Regions from separate parts of the Homo sapiens genome. Here region 1 is linked to region 2. The links are chromatin loops, found by intact Hi-C in ENCODE. Cell type or tissue: dorsolateral prefrontal cortex. All regions are shown on one strand. Links, peaks and the distances in the headings refer to the core of each region. The heading gives the core; the rest is flanking DNA. Region 1 overlaps PAK1 (p21 (RAC1) activated kinase 1). Region 2 overlaps B3GNT6 (UDP-GlcNAc:betaGal beta-1,3-N-acetylglucosaminyltransferase 6).

Region 1 (2,803 bases), core at 253-2,752, 370 kb before region 2:
ACGGAAACAATCGCCAGAGATGCCGGGGCTAGCCTTCCCCACCAGGTAATGCCGGCCCTGCCTGGGGCTCCCCTAGCTGGGCCGGGTTCTGGGGGATCTCCGCCGGCTTTCGGAGAGTGGTGACACGGGGTCCAGTAGATTTTGAGGGGTGTCTTACTTTCCTCTTACCTTAAGGGACCCTAAATGAGAGAAAGGGCTGAGGGTGGAACCTTTAGATGAGCCCACCCAGGGCTAGGCCTGCACTGGAATCAGAGCTCTGCCCAGGGAAGGGTGTGAAGGGGAAGCTGCGCCTTTGGGGAACCGCTCAGCCTCAGAAGCTCTGCTCCTTTGCAAGCGCCCTTCTGCTTGGTGGCCAACGTGGTGCTTTCCTCTGCCTTGGCTTAGTCGCTGGCCTGCTGGGACTGTGGGGGCTTTTCTGTGTTAAGAGGTTGAGTGAACTGGGAGGGAGGAGACCTGGGGGGACTGGTCCTATTCAGACATCCTCTGTGGCTTGAGTTGCCATATCTGTGCAGTGAAGGACTTGACATTGTTTGTTACTCTGGCTTTTCCAGACTGTCAAACCATCTTTTGGAGAGGTGAGCTGGTTTAAAGTGCTAAAATGGGCTGCAGAGATGTCCCCCTCAACACTGTAGAAGAGAGGAGAACTTGGGAAGTAGACCTTGGTATCCTGTCTTCCAGCCAGCCTTTTGAATGGCATCTTGGTGGTTCTTCAGGGACAAAGCAGAGACTGAGAATGCTGATGCTTATTTTAGTGTGATGCGTAGGTGTGTTAGGTGTAGGGAGGTAGGGTTGGGAAGTAGAAGGTCAAGGTATGTTAATGATTCTAAACTGGCCAGTTTTTCTGTCCTTAGGTATAAAGTTGCGTTAAACTAGACTCTCTTCTCTGGAGCCCCTTCCTTATTCTGCTAAGTTAATGACAGACCTGGCTGTGGTAATATCTTAATCACTATAATTCTTTCCTTCTTTATTACCTGGCACCAAGAAGCTCATGTCAGGCCCGATAATAACCTACTTTGATTATTTTGGACCTCTTTCCTCCCCCTAGTTTTTTCATGACTCTACGTCTTCCTCTCCTCACTTTTCTTTCTATTTCCTCCTCCTGATCATTTTTCCTGCCCCCTGCCTACCTTTTCTCCCGCCGTCCCCTTCACCCTTCCTCCTCCCCTCATGCTTCCCCTTTTGTATTTCTCCCCCTGTGTAGCCAGTCTTTCCTTCCCTCTCTTGGATCCTCCCCCTCTTGATTAGGCTTTCTTCTCTTTTCTAAAATTTTTGGTTAAGCTTTCTTATTATTAGTAGGTTACTGGTTTGTAGAGACCTTTTCCTGTGTTTATGAGGTCCAAACATTGTTTTCTACCTAACTCACTTGCATCTAGCTTTTACCTCCAAATTCTATCTTCCCCAGGACCATTCTCTCTCTTTACTGCCTCTGTGCCTTGCCTTGGGCCTGCCAACAAGCACTCCCTCTTCCTGCATTTGTTTCCCATCTTTGCTGGTGGTGGTGGGGCAGCAAGCAGGTAGGCAGTAGGGAATAAGCAAGATGGGAAGTGGGGGGCCTGAGTGGGAGGAGAGCAAGAATGTCAAGTAGTGCTGGGCAGAGGCTCAAGTTCCCTTTAGTGAGATGAGTGACTGGGAGGACCAGAAACTCTGGCAGCTGTGAGATAGTGCTGATCTGGAGGAAAGGAGGTAGCCCAGGAAAGAAGAGGGAGGATAGCAGGGATGGGTTGGAGGGACAGGAGGAGGAGGAGGCCTGGAGGAGAAGACAGTGCTCTTTTGAAGAAGAGGGTGGCCTGGACAAGATAGTGGTTATTTGTGTGTAGAAAGAGAAAGATTATAGTCTGGGAAAGGGGACTATATAGGTTAATTATCTTCCCCTTTGATGACTGGCTTTTTGAACTGATTTCTACTCAGCAAATTTTTTTTTAGTTAAAAATTTTGAAAGAATTTACCATGTTTATCATGTTTAAGTGTACAGTTCAGTTTCAGTAAGTACATTTATATCTTTTTTTCCCCCTTCATCCTCCTCACTCCCTTTCCTGGCCTTTGGTAACCACCAGTCTACTCTGTATCATCATGAGATCTACTTTTTTTACCTCCTACATATGAGTGAGAACATGTGATATTTGTCTTCCTGTACCTGGCTTTTTTTTTACCTGAAAAAATGGTATCCAGTGTCATCCATGTTGCTGCAAATGACAGGATTTTATTCTTTTTTATGGCTGAATAATATTCCGTTGTGTGTATATATACATATATACACAAATATATATTGTGTATATACACATTTTCATTTTGGCTATTATGAATAGTGCTACAGGATTCATGGGAGTGTGATATCTTTCATATATTGATTTGCTTTCTTTTAGATATATACTCAGTAATGGAATTGCTGAATCATGATAGTTCTATGTTTAGTTTCTGAGGAACCTCCATGCTATTCTCCATAGTGGCTCTACTAATTTACATTTTCACCAACAGCATATGAGGGTTCCTCTTTCTCCCCATCCTTGCCAGCATCTGTTATTGCCTGTCTTTTTCTTTTTCTTTTCTTGAGACAGGGTCTTGCTCTGTTGCCCAGGCTGGAGTGCAATGGTACGATCATGGCCTACTGCAGCTTCAACCTCCTAGGCTCAAGCAGTCTCCTACCTCAACCTCTGAAGTAGTTGGGACTGCAGGCACATGTCAGCATGCCTGGCTAATAAAAAAAAAATTTTTTTTTTTTAGAAGTGTGGTCTCCTTATGTTGCCCAGAGTGGTTGTGAACTCCTGGGCTCAAGTGATCTGCCTGCCTTGCCCTCCCAAAGTGT
Region 2 (2,803 bases), core at 57-2,556:
GCTTTGCGAGGATGAAGAGATAGTCTAGCCGAGTGGTCCTCAGGCCTAGCTGCACATTCGCATCACTGGAGGAACTTAAAAAATACTTAACATGTCTGGGTCCACCCCAGACTAATCAAATCGAAACTTCGGGAGATGGAGCCAGGATGTAGGCATTTTCCACACCCCCCACCCCAGCTGATTTCAGTGCGCAGCTGGGGTTCAGGTGCACAGAGCTGGGCAGGACGTAAGGTACCCAGAGCGGGAAAGCTGCCTTCTCAGCATGGACATGGTTGGAGGCCCGGGGCTGAAGCCGCCCAACTGGCCTCAGGAGACCCGGTGTCCCCGGTCACAGCTGAGCGCGGGGCTGTGCAGCGCCTTCCACATGAGCAGCATCTCGTAGGGCGCGAAGCGGTGCACTAGCAGCAACTCGCGGTACATGCAGGGGTCGAAGGAGGACTGCTGTGCGCCAGGCAGCTGCACGCCGAAGGGTCGGATGCCCTCGTGGCCGCTGGGCGCCAGGCCGGCGCGCTCCAGACACATGCCCATGTAGGCGTCGTCGATGGGGAAGAGCGGGGTGTGGCGGGCGGCCGCGCGCAGGGCCCGGGCCGTGGGGCCGGACAGGAGGAAGCCGCCGCCGCTGCAGTACACCGGGTAAGCGGACCCGGGGAAGAGCTGCGGCGGCACGAAGTACTTGCTCCAGCTGTCGCGGATGGGCACGGAGCCCTCCATGAGCTGGCCGGAGAACAGGTGGCGGCCGGGTGGCTGCGCCTGCAGGAAGCGGACTACGTTGGCGGTGTGCACGAACACGTCGTCGTCGCCGCTGAGCAGAAAGCGCGCGTGCGGGCAGCGTGCAGCCAGCCAGTCGAGCAAGTGCAGGTGCTTGAGCGTGAGGTTGAGGAAGGTGTCCGCGAAGGCCCACTGCAGCACGTCGCCGTGCTCGCGCGCCTCCAGCGCCACCAGCTCCGCCAGCCGCTCCGCGCGCGCCTCGTCCTCGGGGCCCGGGGTGCCCAATAGAAAGAGGCGGCGCACTGGCCGCCCGCCGTAGCTGCGCTCTTGCCCCCACGTGCGCCGGATGAGCTCGCGTCGCTCGTAGTGCTCAGGCGCCGACTTCACCGCCAGGAGCAGGAACACGCCTCGGCCGCCGGCGCACTTGGCCGGTGCGTCCCAAAGCAGCGGGAAGTGGCGGCAGTGGCGGTACCGCAGGAAGTCCTGGATGCGCGCGGGCAGCTGCTCGAAGTCGGCCGTGGCGTTCGCCGAGGCGTTCGCCACGCACGGGGGCCCGGGGACGAGCTCCGAGGGCGGCTCGTCAGCCGCGGGAGCGTCGGTGGGACCCTCTGGCGTCTCCTCCTGCGGGGACCTCTCCTCCCGCGGGGACCTTGGCGCCTGGAGGAACCACTGCTGCAGTGCTAAGAAACTCACGCCCACCAGGAGGCAGGCCAGAGTCTTGGCAGTCAGGGACCTGCGGCAGGGAAAAGCCATCTGTGGGGGAAACCGAGTCAGAGGTGAGCCGGAAGTCGTCTTTGACACCGGCAGGACACCACCCGTACCCCGTCACTTCTCTCCCAGAACCCAGCTCCAGCCCCTTCTCAACTCTGCTGTTAAGTGGTAAAAAGGAATCAAAATCCAAGATTACACTGACGGTCTCTGGTCTCCCACACTCCGGACCGTTCCTCTGACCTTCAGATTTGAGTCTCTCTTTGCCTCCTGACAACACCGCCCCACAACCCGTCACATAGGCCCAGTGGACTCATCGTCTGAGTCTCCATCTTCCCCTGAACCCATACCCTGCTGTTCCCACCTCCGTTCACCTGACTACTCCAGCCAGAAGCCCCAGCCTTCTTCCTTGTCCTTCTCAGCTGCTACCTGCTCTCCGCATCCTGTTGATTCTGCGCCCTACATCCCTCTCATTTATTCCCTCCTCTCCGCCTCTGTCCAGCTCGGATCATCTCTAATCACTTCCCCTCGTTGCCTCCCGAGTCGAGGAAGCATGAGGTGATAGCACTGAACTCAGACCCAGAGCCGAATTCTGCCATCCCCACTTCCCCATCTGCACCGTCTGAACAGTCAGTTCCGATGGCTGGGTCTGAGTGTTCTCATCTGTGACGAAGGGTTAGTGAATTCCTACTGCAGGGCTGTTGTGAGCATGAAATGAGTATGAAGTGGCCAGTGACTGGGTGACACGGGTGATATGACCTTATGGGTGAGATGATCTCCACGGCATCCTCTAGCTCTGCCTCCTCATTCTACCTGCTGGTATTATTTGCTGTTCCCAAACATTCACCTTCAGGCCCTCTCCTGCATGTAGCCTGCCCAGGTGCACCTCAGGCCTGGCTTTTATGAAGACCCCCAGGACGAATCCCAGGTCAGAACAACCTTTCCCGTATTTAACTGTGCCCTGCTAAAAATTCAGTCACATCAGGTTCTGCATCTCAGACCGTTGGCTATTTATTTATTTGAGACAGGGTCTTGCTGTGTCACCCAGGCTGGAGTGCAGTGACACCATCATGACTCACTGCAGTCTTGACCACCTAGGCTCAAGCAGTCCTCCCACTTCAGCTTTTGGAGTAGTTGAGGCGCTCTACAGGAGCGTGCCACCACACCTGGGTCATTAAATTTTTTTTTTTTTTTTTTTCTGTAGAGACGGGTTCCCACTATATTGCCCAGTCTGGTCTTGAACTCCTGGGTTCAAGTGATCCTCCCACCTCAGCCCCGAAAAGTGCTGGGATTACAGGCATGAGCCACTGTGCCCCGTTCCTTCTCCCTCCTTAAAACAGACTCTACGCTCTCCTGCCTTTCCTCCTTTCTTTTTGACCATGTTTCT

The links. A loop is a pair of places that touch in the nucleus more often than their neighbours do. Peaks named below come from ENCODE experiments on the same cell type or tissue, not always from the same donor. Only the 100,000 strongest peaks of a DNase experiment are listed, where the experiment ranks them.
Region 1: a loop joins it to region 2, with 7 times the contacts of the local background. A loop is called at or near these places in 3 of 110 quality-filtered maps.

The regions. Positions count from the first base shown.
Region 1 is chr11:77,409,016-77,411,818 of GRCh38, reverse strand. All of the region lies in intron 1 of PAK1 (p21 (RAC1) activated kinase 1), which reads left to right. Among named protein-coding and RNA genes, the nearest start is that of PAK1, 64 kb to the left of the region's middle. RefSeq lists an enhancer at 181-300. In dorsolateral prefrontal cortex, for the core only: no CTCF peak of the experiment used is centred there; DNase peaks (open chromatin) are centred at 318 and 1,552; H3K4me3 peaks cover 2,059 bases; H3K27ac peaks cover 1,211 bases.
Region 2 is chr11:77,038,210-77,041,012 of GRCh38, reverse strand. B3GNT6 (UDP-GlcNAc:betaGal beta-1,3-N-acetylglucosaminyltransferase 6) reads right to left here. Exons shown (of 2, transcript NM_138706.5): 2 at 1-1,461. The coding sequence starts at 1,461. The coding sequence ends at 307. Among named protein-coding and RNA genes, the nearest start is that of ACER3-AS1, 3.9 kb to the right of the region's middle. In dorsolateral prefrontal cortex, for the core only: CTCF peaks have their summits at 1,175 and 1,375 (motif pointing right); a DNase peak (open chromatin) is centred at 1,396; H3K4me3 peaks cover 979 bases; H3K27me3 peaks cover 1,435 bases.